Linked DNA regions of Homo sapiens: region 1 is linked to region 2. The links are chromatin contacts, found by Hi-C or POLR2A ChIA-PET in ENCODE. All regions are on one chromosome and are shown on one strand. Each heading gives the region's core, a stretch centred on a gene start or an enhancer-like site at or near the end of the contact. The rest is flanking DNA. Distances are from core to core; before and after follow the strand shown.

What was found. Hi-C counts contacts between places; a loop is a spot of excess contacts on that map. ChIA-PET counts read pairs that join two places held with the same protein, here RNA polymerase II (POLR2A). Pooled maps may share reads with other maps.
Region 1: a loop to region 2 is called in a pooled map, with 5 times the contacts of the local background. The contact joins the enhancer-like site here to the promoter of ERCC4 in region 2. A Hi-C loop is called at or near these places in 2 of 50 pooled maps. POLR2A ChIA-PET finds 5 or more read pairs at or near these places in 3 of 52 experiments (A673, AG04449 and activated CD4-positive, alpha-beta memory T cell).

Annotation. Positions count from the first base shown.
Region 1 is chr16:14,669,885-14,676,564 of GRCh38, reverse strand. PLA2G10 (phospholipase A2 group X) reads left to right here. Exons shown (of 4, transcript NM_003561.3): 4 at 3,816-4,017. The coding sequence ends at 3,958. Among named protein-coding and RNA genes, the nearest start is that of PLA2G10, 21 kb to the left of the region's middle. Within about 2 kb of position 3,909, at least 6 of the 41 ENCODE cell types and tissues checked have a DNase peak (open chromatin) inside an H3K27ac peak, as active enhancers do.
Region 2 is chr16:13,918,700-13,925,007 of GRCh38, reverse strand. ERCC4 (ERCC excision repair 4, endonuclease catalytic subunit) reads right to left here and starts at 4,854. Exons shown (of 11, transcript NM_005236.3): 1 at 4,636-4,854; 2 at 2,797-2,977. The coding sequence starts at 4,842. The region is part of intron 1 of LOC105371093 (a long non-coding RNA gene); the gene reads left to right. It overlaps LOC124903647 (a long non-coding RNA gene), which reads left to right and starts at 4,930. Exons shown (of 2, transcript XR_007065001.1): 1 at 4,930-5,329; 2 at 5,425-5,543. It also overlaps the pseudogene RPS26P52. RefSeq lists enhancers at 4,401-4,610, 4,651-5,010, 5,221-5,270.

The sequences.
Region 1 (6,680 bases), core at 2,660-5,159, 750 kb before region 2:
TGGGACTACAGGCATGCGCCACCACGCCTGGCTAATTTTTGTATTTTTAGTAGAGATGGGGTTTCACCATATTGGTGAGGCTGGTCTTGAACTCCTGACCTCGTGATCCGCCCACCTCGGCCTACCAAAGTGCTGGCATTATAGGCGTGAGCCACTGCACCCAGCCACCACATTTTCTTTATCTGCTCATTGGTTGATGGGCACTTAGGTTGGTTCTATATCTTTGCAATTGTGACTGTGCTGTGATAAACAAATGCGCGCACGTCTTTTTGATATAATGATTTATTTTCCTTTGGGTAGATACCTAGTAGTGGGATGGCTAGAAAGAATAGTAGATTTACTTTTCGTTCTTTGAGAAATCTCCATACTGTTTTCCATGGAGGTTGTGCTAACTGATCTTAGCACCAGCAGTCTAAAAGCATTCTTTTTTCATCACATTCAGGTCAATGTCTATTTTGACTTTTCAATAATGGCCATTCTGGCTGGGGTAAGGTAGTATCTCATTGTGGTTTTAATTTGCAGTTCCCCGATGACGAGTTATGTTAAACATTTTTTCATTTGCTGGTCATTTATATATATTTTGAGAAATGTCTATTCATGTCATGTGCCCACTTTTTTTTTTTTTTTTTTTTGAGTCTTGCTCTGTCACCTAGGCTGGAGCGCAGTGACATAACCTCAGCTCCCTGCAACCTCTGCCTCCCGGGTTCAAATGATTCTCCTGCCTCAGCCTCCCAAGTAGCTGGGATTACAGGCATGAGCCACCACACTAGGCTAATTTTTGTATTTTTAGTAGAGACGGGGTTTCACCATGTTGGCTAGGCTGGTCTCGAACTCCTGACCTCATGATCTGCCCACCTTGGCCTCCCAAAGTGCTGGGATTACAGATGTGAGCCATCGTGCCTGGCCATGTGCCCACTTTTTGATGAGGTTTTTTCTTTTCTTCTTGCTGATTTGAGTTTTTTGTAGATTCAGGATATTAGTCCTTTGTCAGATATGTAGTTTGCAAATATTTTCTCCCATTCTGTGGGTTGTCTGTTTACTCTGATGATTACTTCTTTTGCTATGCAGAAGCTTTTTAGTTTAATTAAGTCCTATTTATTTATTTTTGTTTTGTTGCATTTGCTTTTGGGGTCTTAGTCATAAATTCCTTGCCTAGGTCAATGTCCAGGGGAGTTTTTCCAAGGTTTTCTTCTAGAATTCTTATGGTTTCAGGTCTTAGATTTAAGTCTTTAATCCATCTTGAGTTGATGTATATGGTGAGTTTTGTAGATGGTGAGAGATAGGGATCCAGTTTCATTCTTCTACATGCAGCTCTTCAGTTTTCCCAGTACTATTTATTGAATAGGGTGTCATTTCCCCAATTTATGTTTTTGAGTGTTTTTTTTTTTTTTTTGAGATGGAGTTTCACTCTTGTTGCCCAGGCTGGAGTGCAATGGTGCAATCTCAGCTCACTGCAACCTCCTCCTCCCGGGTTCAAGCGATCCTTCTGCCTCAGCTTACCAAGTAGCTGGGATTACAGGCATGTACCACTACGCCCAGCTAATTTTGTATTTTTAGTAGAGACGAGGTTTCTCCATGTTGGTCAGGCTGGTCTCAAACACTGAACCTCAGGTGATCCGCTTGCCTTGGCCTCCCAAAGTGCTGGGATTACAGGCATGAGCCACTACGCCTGGCCTTGAGTGCTTTGTTGAAGATCAGTTAGTTGTACGTGTTTAGCTTTATTTCTGGGTTTTCTATTCTGTTCTGTTGGTCTATGTATCTACTTTTATATTAGTACCATGCTGTTTTGGTTACTATAGCCTTGTAGCATAATTTGAAGCTGGGTAGTGATGCCTACAGATTTTTTCTTCTTTTCTTTTTTTTTTTAGATGGAGTCTCTCTGTCACCCAGGCTGGAGTGCAGGGGGCATGATCTCAGCTCACTGCAACCTCTGCCCCCCAGGTTTAAGTGATTCTCCTGCCTTAGCCTCCCGATCAGCTGGGCTTATAGGCACACACCATCATGCCTGGCTAATTTTTGTATTTTTAGTAGAAATGGGGTTTTACCATGTTGGCCAGGCTGGTCTCGAACTGACCTCAGGTGTTCCACCCACCTCGGCCTTGCAAAGTGCTAGGATTACAGGCGTGAGCCACTGTGCCCAGCCTATTTGGCTCTTTTTTAGTTCCATGTAAATTTTAGGATTGTTTCTTCTAATTATGTGAAAAATGATGTTGGTATTTTGATAGGAATTGCATTGAATCTGTAGATTGCTTTGGGTAGTATGGTCATTTTCATTACATTGATTCTTCCAATCCATGAGCATGGGATGTATTTCCATTTGTTTGTGTCATCTATGATTTCTTTCGGCAGTGTTTTGTAGTTCTGTTTGTAGAGATCTTTCACCTTCCTGCTCAAGTATATTACTAGGTTTGGGGTAGCTATTTTCCTTTTTTTTTTTCCAGCTATTATAAAAGGGACTGAGTTCTTGATTTCATTCTCAGCTTAGTCCTTATTGATGTATAGCAGTGCTACTGGTTTGTAACCTGAGACTTTATTGAATTCATTGGTCAAATCTAGGAGTCTTTTGGAGGAGTCTCTAGGATTTTCTAGGTATATGATTGTATCATTGGCAGAGGTAGTTTGATTTCCTCTTTTCCCATTTGGATGCCCTTTATTTCTTTCTCTTTCCTGACTGCTCTGGCTAGGACTTCCAATACTTTGCTGAATAGAAGTGGTGAGAGTGGGCATCCTTGTCTTGTTCCAGCTCTTGGGGGAATGAATGCTTTCAACTCATCCCCATTCAGTATGATGTGGGCTATGGGTTTGTCATCTATCACTTTTATTATTTTGAGGTATGTTCCTTCTATGCCTAGTATATTGAGGAGAAGTATGTTTCTTTAAAAAAAATATTATTATGGGCTGAGAGTGGTGGCTCGTGCCTGTAATCCCAGTACTTTGGGAGGCTGAGGCAGGTGGATCACTTGAGCTCAGGAGTTCAAGACCAGCCTGGCAATATGGCAAAACCCCATCTCTACTAAAAATACAAAAATTAGCTGGGCATGGTGGTGGGCCTGTAGTCCCAGCCACATGGGAGGCTGAGGTGGGAGAATGGCTTGAGTCCAGGAGGCGGAGGCTGCAGTGAGCCACAACCTTGCCACTACACTCCAGCCTGGGTGACAGAGACAGACCTTATCTCAAAAAATAAATAATTACTATTATTATTTTTAAATAAAGGAATCCCCAAATGAAGTCGTGTAATATCAGGCCAGGCATGGTGGCTCACGCCTGTAATCCCAGCACTTTCGGAGGCCGAGGTAGGTGGATCACCTGAGGTCAGGAGTTCGAGACCATCCTGGCCAACACGACGAAACCCTGTCTCCACTAAAAATACAAAAAAAATTAGCTCGGTGTGGTGGCCTGTGCCTTTAGTCCCAGCTACTTGGGATGCTGAGGCAGGAGAATCACTTGAACCCGGGAGGCGGAGGCTGCAGTGAGCTGAGATCATACCACTGCACTCCAGCCTGGGCGACAGAGCAAGCCCCCATCTCAGAAAAAAAAAAAAAAAAAAAGAAAAGAAAAAAGAAATCGTGTAATATTGATGCAGAAGAGCAGTATGGCAGACTTTGGACTCTCCATTTGAAACTTTCAATTTCCTTTTCTGTAAAATGGGGCTGACATCACCTGCTTCCTGGGGAGCCCTGCAGATGGAGATCACGTGGTGGGCTGTCAAGTGTCTCAGAAATGTAATTTATGACCCGTCCTGCCTCTTGCTTTACTGGTTTCCCTTGAGTCTCTCCAGGTCCCTGCTCTAATCTCAGTTTCCCCACTTCTTCCAGGACCGGCAGAGAACAAATGCCAAGAACTGTTGTGCAAGTGTGACCAGGAGATTGCTAACTGCTTAGCCCAAACTGAGTACAACTTAAAGTACCTCTTCTACCCCCAGTTCCTATGTGAGCCGGACTCGCCCAAGTGTGACTGACTACCTTGACTTGAAATGCTCTTTTGCACAAGGAAATAAAGCGTCCTCTCAGTAATGAACAACAGCATTCAGTTATTTGCAGAAGGGAACCGAAGCCAAGTGATAAAGCCACAACCTTGTGTTTGCTTTCCCTCCCAATCCCAGAACTCAGGACTGGAGCCCATGTGGTTTGCAGTTAAAGGCCAAAAGTCCTGCACCTATTTTATAAAACTATGACTGTGTTTATCACTGTGTTGGGGTCGGTTCCATTTTTGAGGTTCCATCTTTATGAAAAGATAACCTGTCTTCTAACCTGCTTGGATGGCTGGTAGTCAAATGTGAACGAACACCTACCGTGTGCCTGGCCATGTTCTATGTTCTAGGCTGCAGCAATCAACAAGATGGCCATACAACACCCACCCGGTGAAGTTCAAGTCCAGTAGCTGTTAGCTTAAGAAAGAGTATTCCCTTATCCCACTACACCTTAAAATGTATTTGCTGTCCTGCAGCGTTGGCTCATTTCTGTAAGCCCAGCACAATGATTACAAAAGTGGTACATACTTGTTGCTTCTTAAAAAAATGAAAGTGCAGAGAAATATAGAGCAGAAAGAAAAATCACTCCAATTCCCACAATTCAGAATAATCTGTTAGGATCTATAGTTTTAAAAATGTAGTTCAAGGCCGGGTGCTGTGGCTCACGCTTGTAATCCTAGCACTTTGCGAGGCCAAGGCACGTGAATCACAAGGTCAGGAGTTCGAGACCAGCCTGACCAACATGGTGAAACCCCGTCTCTACTAAAAATACAAAAATTAGCCAGGCGTGGTGGCACGCGCCTGTAATCCCAGCTACTCAGGAGGCTGAGGCAGGACAATCACTTGAACCCAGGAGGTGGAGGTTGCAGTGAGCAGAGATTGTGCCACTGCACTCCAGCCTGGGCGACAGAACAAGACTCTATCTCAAAAAAAAAAAAAAAAAAAAAAAAAAAAGGGTAGTTCAGATTATACTGTATGATGTTTATAAACTTTTCTCCATGTCATAAAAAATCTTTGGAAACTTCATTTAAAATGTCTGTGTTAGGGTTGGATGAGGTGGCTCATGCCTATAATCTCAATACTTTGGGAGGCTAAGGAGGGAGGACTACATGAGGACATGAGTTCAAGACCAGCCTGGGCAACAGAGCAAGACTCTATCTGTATAAAACAAAAAAAATTAGTAAGGCATGGTGGCATGCACCTGTTGTCCCAGCTACTCGGGAGGCCGAAGAGGGAAGATAACTTGTGCCTAGGAGTTCAAAGTTGCAGTGAGCTATGATTACATCACTGTACTCCAGTCTGGGCAACAGAACAGGACCTTGACGCAAATAAATAAATAAATAAATATCTGTATTAGATACCATTTTATAGATTGACAGTTTTTGGATATTGGAGCTATTTTCTGTTTCCATTAGTTGCTTGATGAGGATGCTTGTAAATAAATCTTCACCACTCCCTTCCCCATAACCTATTCCTTAGCCCAGATTTGCAGAAATGGCATTTTTGGATCAAAGGATCTGAATATTTTTTGAGACAGGGTCTCCCGCTATCACCTAGGCTGGAGTGCAGTGGTGCAACCTCAGCTCATTGCAGCCTCGACCTCCTGGGCTCAGGCAAATCTCACTTCAGCCTCCCAGGTAGCTAGGACTACAGGTGCGTACACTCACATCTGGCTAGTTTTTTTATTTTTAGTAGAGATGAGGTTTCCACATGTTGTCTAGGTTGGTCTCGAACTCCTGGGCTCAAGTGATCTGCCCACTTCAGCCTCCCAAAGTGTTAGGATTACAGGTGCGAGCCACCACACCCAGCCGGGTCTGAGTATTTTATTTTTATTTTGCATTTTTCGGAGACAGAGTCTCACTGTGTCGCCCAGGCTGGAGTGCAGTGGGGCAATCTCGGCTCACTGCAACCTTTGCCTCCCGCGTTCAAGCGATTCTCCTGCCTCAGCCTTCCGAGTAGTTGGGATTACAGGTACTGCCACCACACCCAGCTAATTTTTTGTATTTTTTCCCCCTGAGATGGAGTCCTGCCCTGTCGCCCAGAGCTGGAGTGCAATGGTGTGATATCGGCTCACTGCAACCTCCACCTCCTGGGTTCAAGCAATTCTCCTTCCTCAGCCTCCCAAGTAGCTGGGATTACAGGCACACGCCACCACACCTGGCTAATTTTTGTATTTTTATTAGAGATGGGGTTTCACCATGTTGGCCAGGCTGGTCTCGAACTCCTGACCTTGTGATCCACCCTGCCTTGGCCTCCCAAAATGCTGGGATTACAGGTGTGAGCCACTGTGCCCTGCCAATTTTTTGTACTTTTAGTAGAGATGGGGTTTCACCATGTTGGTCAGGGTGGTCTTGAACTCCTGACCTCAGATAATCCACCCACCTCGGCCTCCCAAAGTGCTAGGATTACAGGCATGAGCCACTGCATCCAGCCTGGACTATTTTAAGACACCCCCTTTAGATGTACCCATCCTGCTATGATTGGTAAGAAGAGGTAGAGGCAGCCTGTGGCCCCTGATCTGAGTGTGCCCGTCCCTCCTGCTGGTGATAAGGAGTAAGGTCCTGCCCAGCCTGTTTGCTCTACGCCATGGCTTTGCCCCAGTCCCTGAGCAAATCTGGGTATTACTCATCTTTGAAGCAGGGTGTGGGAGCAGGTGGCGACAATGTGAGAGGCCATGGGGTGGAGGTGGATGGCCCAGGCCCAGCTCTGC
Region 2 (6,308 bases), core at 3,605-6,104:
AGTCACACCAACTCAAGACACTCCTTTTTCAAAAAATAAAAATAATAGAAGCAGGTTAGGTTTTTGGGAGGAGTTTTAGCTCCACAAAAGCCTACTTTAGTTTTTTTTGTTCCTATGACATTTTGTACCCATACTGTACTATAACTACTTCTTTACTTGTCTCCTCCATTAAACTGCCCGAGAACAGGAACATCGTAACACCAACAGGCAGAGATCACAGAGATCATAGAATGCTGACTATGTGCCATGCTACCAAGTATTTTACATATAAGCATTTCATTTCACCCTGACAATCCTAGGAGGAAGGTACTATCTTTATCACCAATGTACGGGTGAGTAAGCTGAGGCATAGAGAAATTAAGAAACTTGCCTAAAAATACACAGCTGGTGCAAGATGAAGATAACTCAAACCCAGAAGCAGTCTAACTCACGAGTTCACCATACTGTCCCATTCATCTGTCTATCTTCAGCACCCTTCCTGCCAAACAAGGGACCCTTAGTGAGTTAAATATTTGTTGAATGAATATAAAGTGGAGGCACAGCACTGGGTACACAAATCAAAAGTGTAACTGAAAAATACATATATATTTCCCAGAAAGTGTGTTCTTAGTTCTGTCTGGAGATGTCAGGGTCAGTTTTGGCAATGAAAGCATCCTCCTGTCCTGTTCTTTTCAAGGTACAACCTCACCAGATATTTATATAGTTCTCCCACGTGTTAGGAGTTCTGGTTAGCAGGGATTCCCAGGGTGGGGTGTGGTGGTAATAATGGGTGGTGACAGGTGAAGAAGTTGGGGCTGGGGGATTCAGCCTTTCCAGAGGGTTACCTGCACTTCACGCACTGCTCTTTGGTCAGTCCTGGGGGATGATCCCAGGGGATGAAAGAATTCAAAAGAATTCATTTTTGGCATTCATTTACATTCCACTCAGCCAAGCATCAGTAACAGCTCCAGCTTCATTATTCGGTGGGCTTTGATCAGAAAGGAGGAGGGAATTTGGCATTTTTCATTAGGAGCTACAGATAAGCCAGACTTCAACGTTGCATAAATTCACATTGCTCTCTGCCTAATTAGGTTGCACTGTAACTGAAAGTCACAGGATATTACTGACACCTAGTGGTAGTTTTAAACACAACAAAAAAATTTTTTTAAATCAATTTAAAAAATAAAGTAAAACCAAGCTTATAAGAAAGCAGCAAACAGTAAAAGACTGGTGTATCAAGATTTCTGGTTACAAAAGGCCAATTTTATTTGGTATGAATTACTAAGAGTTTGTTGTGTACCAGGCACTATACTAAGAAATTATTTTATTAACTTAATCCTTATAATAACTTCAGGAAGCACTGTTTTCTTAATGAGAAAACTGGGGTTAATGAAAATTAAGGAGTTTGCTTTGTAAGCAGGGTGTTAGCATTCAAAACCAGGTGAGCCTATGATACTGTTTATAACAATTATAAAAGTTATAAAAGAGTAACCAAACTTCTTCAGTCGGTTTACCATTGAAGCATTCATTGACACATTTATTTATCAAATTTTTCTTGAGGGTCATCTAGGTTCAGGGCAACATGACAGATACAGTGGGAATAAGATTATGAATTTCAGAGTCTCTCTGCCTCCAGAAGTTCACTAACGATCACAGTACTATATCCATCCATCATTCACCCAACAAATACGTCTTTAGTGCCTACCATGTACCAGTTATTTAGCCTGGGATGAACAACTTGTTCCTTGTGCTTCAGCTTATCTTGTGAGTGAGATAGACAAACACATAAATATAATGTAGTGTTGTGAGCACTATGACTGGGGAGAAATACAGGGTAATATGAGGGCACAGAGGCACAGCCCCTACATTAGCTTTGGGGACATCAGAAAAGGTTTTGAAAGGATAATGAAAATGAATTTCTTTTCTATTTAATTCTAGCTAAAATAATTTTTCCTCAAAATAAGCAAGCAACTACTTGATTTAATTTCAAATAATGCCAAAAAAATCTTAAGGAGGAAAACTAAATATTTTAGGAAATATACAAAGATTATTTATAAACATTTCAAATCTGATTAAGTTCTAAAAGCAAATGCTAACGAATTGCAAGTATTTACTGAATAAGAGCTTAGAAAACAATGAAAAGTTAATCTAACATTTAGTTACTTATTCAGGTCACAGATATTTACTGAGCATCTACAATGTGTCAGGTATCATGCTGAAAGTTGGAAGCATAATGTTGAACAAAAGGATCCAGTAGTGCCCACTAGAAGGTTCTAGTAGAGCGTTCAGCAGAGGAGACAGACAAAAATAAAAATGTAGAAAATACCCTCTCCGGTCCGTGCCTCCAAGATGACAAAGAAAAGAAAGGACAACGGTCATGCCAAAAAGGGCTGCGGCCATGTGCAGCCTATTTGCTGCACGAACTGTGCCTGATGTGTGCCCAAGGATAAAGCCATTAAGAAATTCGTCATTCAAAACACAGTGGAGGCCACAGCAGTCAGGGACATTTCTGAAGCGAGCATCTTCGACGCCTATGTGCTTCCCAAGATGTATGTGAAGCTAAATTACTGTGTGAGTTGTGCAATTCACAACAAAGTAGTCAGGAATCGATCTTGTGAAGCCTGCAAGGACCGAACACCCCCACCCAGATTTAGACCTGTGGGTGCTGCCCCACGACCCCTACCAAAGGTGATGTAGGGAGCTGAGTCCTTCAAGACTGAAGACAGACTATTCTCTGGAGAAAAATAAAATGGAAATTGTACTTAAAAAAAAAAAAGTACAAATTTACATACTAATAATAAGATTTCAAATTCTTACCAGTAATTAAATCTGAAGGTATTCTATCAGTCAAGAAGTCAACCACAAGTATCCTACTTGTCGCAAATATAACACCACCTTGTGTGTAAACTTCATAGCGACTGTTGCTTGTGATTTCATTTGTTACACGGCGAGGGAGGTGTTCAACTCCTTCTATCTTCAGCTGATTGATAAAATACTCCTAAATCAAATCAAACTTGATTAGTAGGCTATTTAATACAGGGCAGTTTTTAATAGGTCACAGATATTTAAAATAATGTGCTGTCTTTCTCTGAGATAATGAACTTAATAATGAATATACACACTAAGTTACTTCTTTATAGTAACTTCAGCCAACCAGTCTACATTTAATGAGGTTTTCTTGTTTTGGGGTTTACACTAAGGAATAATTGCACTTCAGTCATTATCAGCACTCAACTACAATAACATATGCACACACATACAAAACCTCAAACTTTTAAAAGCCTGGATTAAAAGATTTCTGCTACCTAGAAAATACTTCCCACCAAAGCCAGGTTTGTAGCCAAGCACATTCTATGAGATGATAACAAGGGAATCCTTTCCCCAGACAATGTTTTAGACTATCAGTTCTGTGCTAATCTATCCTAGAGGGACTTCATGTCACTGGGTCCCTTGGCTTGGTTTATTTATATCCCCAGTTTAAAACCATCTTTACTAGGCCCTGTGTGTTGCCTTAGGCCCTATGCCAAGCACTGGGGATACCTAGATGAATCAAACAGGATCCCTGCCCTCAAAGAGACTGTGGTCACTCTTCTCAGCTGACATTTTTCTCCCGGCCACCTGATATATCTAGGGGATCATCAGACTTGTCCGACCAAGCTGTGTCCCCTCTCAACACCCCTCAGACCCATGTGTAGCCCCATTCCATCTTTCTCAGTGTTCTCCATTGTCCTTAACTGTAGTTAACCTTTGCCAACATCCTCAGCGTCAAGCTCCAATCCCTTTCTGACCCTATGGCCCTCTTAACACAGCCTTGGTGAATGTCCTATTTCCTGGTCCCTCCTTTTCCCTATTGGGGTTTTTCCAGCGCCTCAGCATCTCCTTTCATGTCTCCCCATCACCCTCAGAGATCTTCCATCCTCATCACTGTTCCCTTTCAGGGACCTTCCTTCTGCCCCCAGAAACTCCCTTAATGGCCAACTTCAGGACTCTCCCGTTATTCCTATCCAGATCCTCCTTCCGACATCTCCCCCTCCCCTGCAGCGACCTCCGATCCTCTCCTACCACTCAGAGCCCCTTCACCTTTCAGTGCCCTTGCACCCATGTCAGGGACCTGCATCCTTCTGGGGACCCCTCCCATCCCTCTTAGTGTTGTCAGGGAATTGCATCCTTCTCGGGACCCCTTCCATCATTCTCACTGTGCCTGCACAGTGTCAGGGACCCGCATCCCCTGGGGACCCCTCCCATTTCTCTTAGTGTTCTTGAACTCTGGTCAAAGACTTGCATCCTTCTTGGGACCCCTCCCTTCCCTCTCAGAGTCCCCGCACAGTGTCAGGGACTGGCATTCCTCTTAGTGTTCTTCAACTCCTGCCAGGGACCTGCAGCCTTCTCGGGGCCCCTCCAATTCTTATCAGTGTCCCCGCACGGTGTGAGCGACCGGTATCCTCCTAGCGACCCCTTACATACGTCTGTGTTCCCGCAGTGTGAGGGACCTGCATCCCCCTGGGGACCCCTGCCATCCTTCTCTGTGTCATCGCGTAGTGTCAGGGGCCTGAATCCCCCTCAGAGCCCCTCCATCCCTGTCAGAGGCCTCGCATCCGCTCAGGAGGCCCTCAACACTCTCGGAGTCCCCTCACTCCCGCGCCAGCGCGGCCGCACCTCCTCGGCCGGCTGCGTGTTGAGCACCAGCACCAGGCAGGCTGGGTGGCAGTGCAGCTGGAGAAAGTGGTAGAGGAGCCGGTCCGCGCCGAGCCCGCGGGCGCACACTACTAGCCCGTCAGTGTCGAGCAGTTCCAGCACCAGCTGTCGCTCGTACTCCAGCAGCGGCGCCATGGCAATCCGTCGAGCCGGCTGCCCTGACTCCATGGAAGCTCTTCCGGGTCGCAGCCGAACGCAGCCGAAGGAAGCCGACTCCTAGTGGAGAGTAGGCCGAACTCAACCGAAGAGAGCCGAGTCCGAGAGGACGGCAGCCAGCCGAACGTAGCCGAGGAGAGCTGAGACTGAGATGATCGTGGGCCGAACGCAGCCGAAGAGGAGCCGAGGCCACGACAGGCGCGCTCTCAGAAAGCCGAAGAGAGCCGAGCCTGAGAAGGCAAGCGTTGGCCGAACTCAGCCGAAGAAGAGCCGAGTGGAGCCGAAGATTCATGGAGTCACCTGTAGGGGCTGGCGCCCCCTGTCGGTGTAGCTTGCAGATATCAGGCTCCATTCACGTCTCTTTTGAGTTTCCACATCCCCTGGCACCCTAGCCTCAAGCTGCCAAAAAGCAAGGGAAGGGGAAGTAAGCCTAAGGAGCTTAATCCCCCGACATCGACAGTTGAAAAAGTTACTGGTCAATATTCCAAATGCGCCAAGAGTTAGTAGCACCTGTTTCCTAGGGTGGTTTTTGGCCCTTCCTTTTGCGATTACTCCCCATCCTTCTTTTAATTTTTTTTTTCTTTCCCGAGACAGGATGTTGATATGTTGCCCAGGCTGGAGTGCAGTGGCTGTGGAATAAGCAGAATCATTTACTGACTTCAGACCTCTGTTTGCCTCCCAAAGACTTCAATACAATAAACTATTTTTAAAAATCCCTCCTTCCACTAGAGGGACACCTCCCGCAGTGTTTGTTCTATACCTAGAAATGCCTGATAGTTGAACTAGTAGAGGAATTGTTTTGTATAGAAACCCCCCACCTTTGTTATTAGAAAATAGAAAATACAAGTAAACAAAAATGAAAATCACTTGTTTCCATTACTTGGAAATAACCACTGTTAACATCACGAAATCTATTTTATTTAGTCCTTTTTTTTCTATCTATATACACATTCTCTCATCACACGGAGTTCTTTTACCGACACGAGATAATTAATATCCCTGATTTAAATCCCCAGCTTTGTCATTAACATTTGGCAAACCTCTGAACATGATGTTTCATATTCTTTTACAAAGTCCTTTTATATGGCTGATGAGATTTCCATTATGTGGGTGTACTTACCTAATTGCTTATTAGAGGACATTTAGTCTGTTTCTGCTTTTTCCCTTCCAGTAATATAAATAATATTTCACTAAACATCTTTGTATGTAAATTCAGCCGTGGCCTTCAGATACACGTCTAGAAATGAATAATCACTGGGATAAAGAGAAAAAAATTTGTAAGGCTTTTCATTCCATTCACATTGCCACATTGCCCTCTAGAAAGCCTATACCAATTCACATTCACACTAGCCGTTTCCAAGAGGATCTGTTCCTCTACCTCTTTACTGCTTAATCTGGTATTTTGCTTACATTTTGTCAAGATGAAAATAGCATATAATTCCTGAATGCTGTTTAAGTGGAAAGGGTTGCCGGCAGAC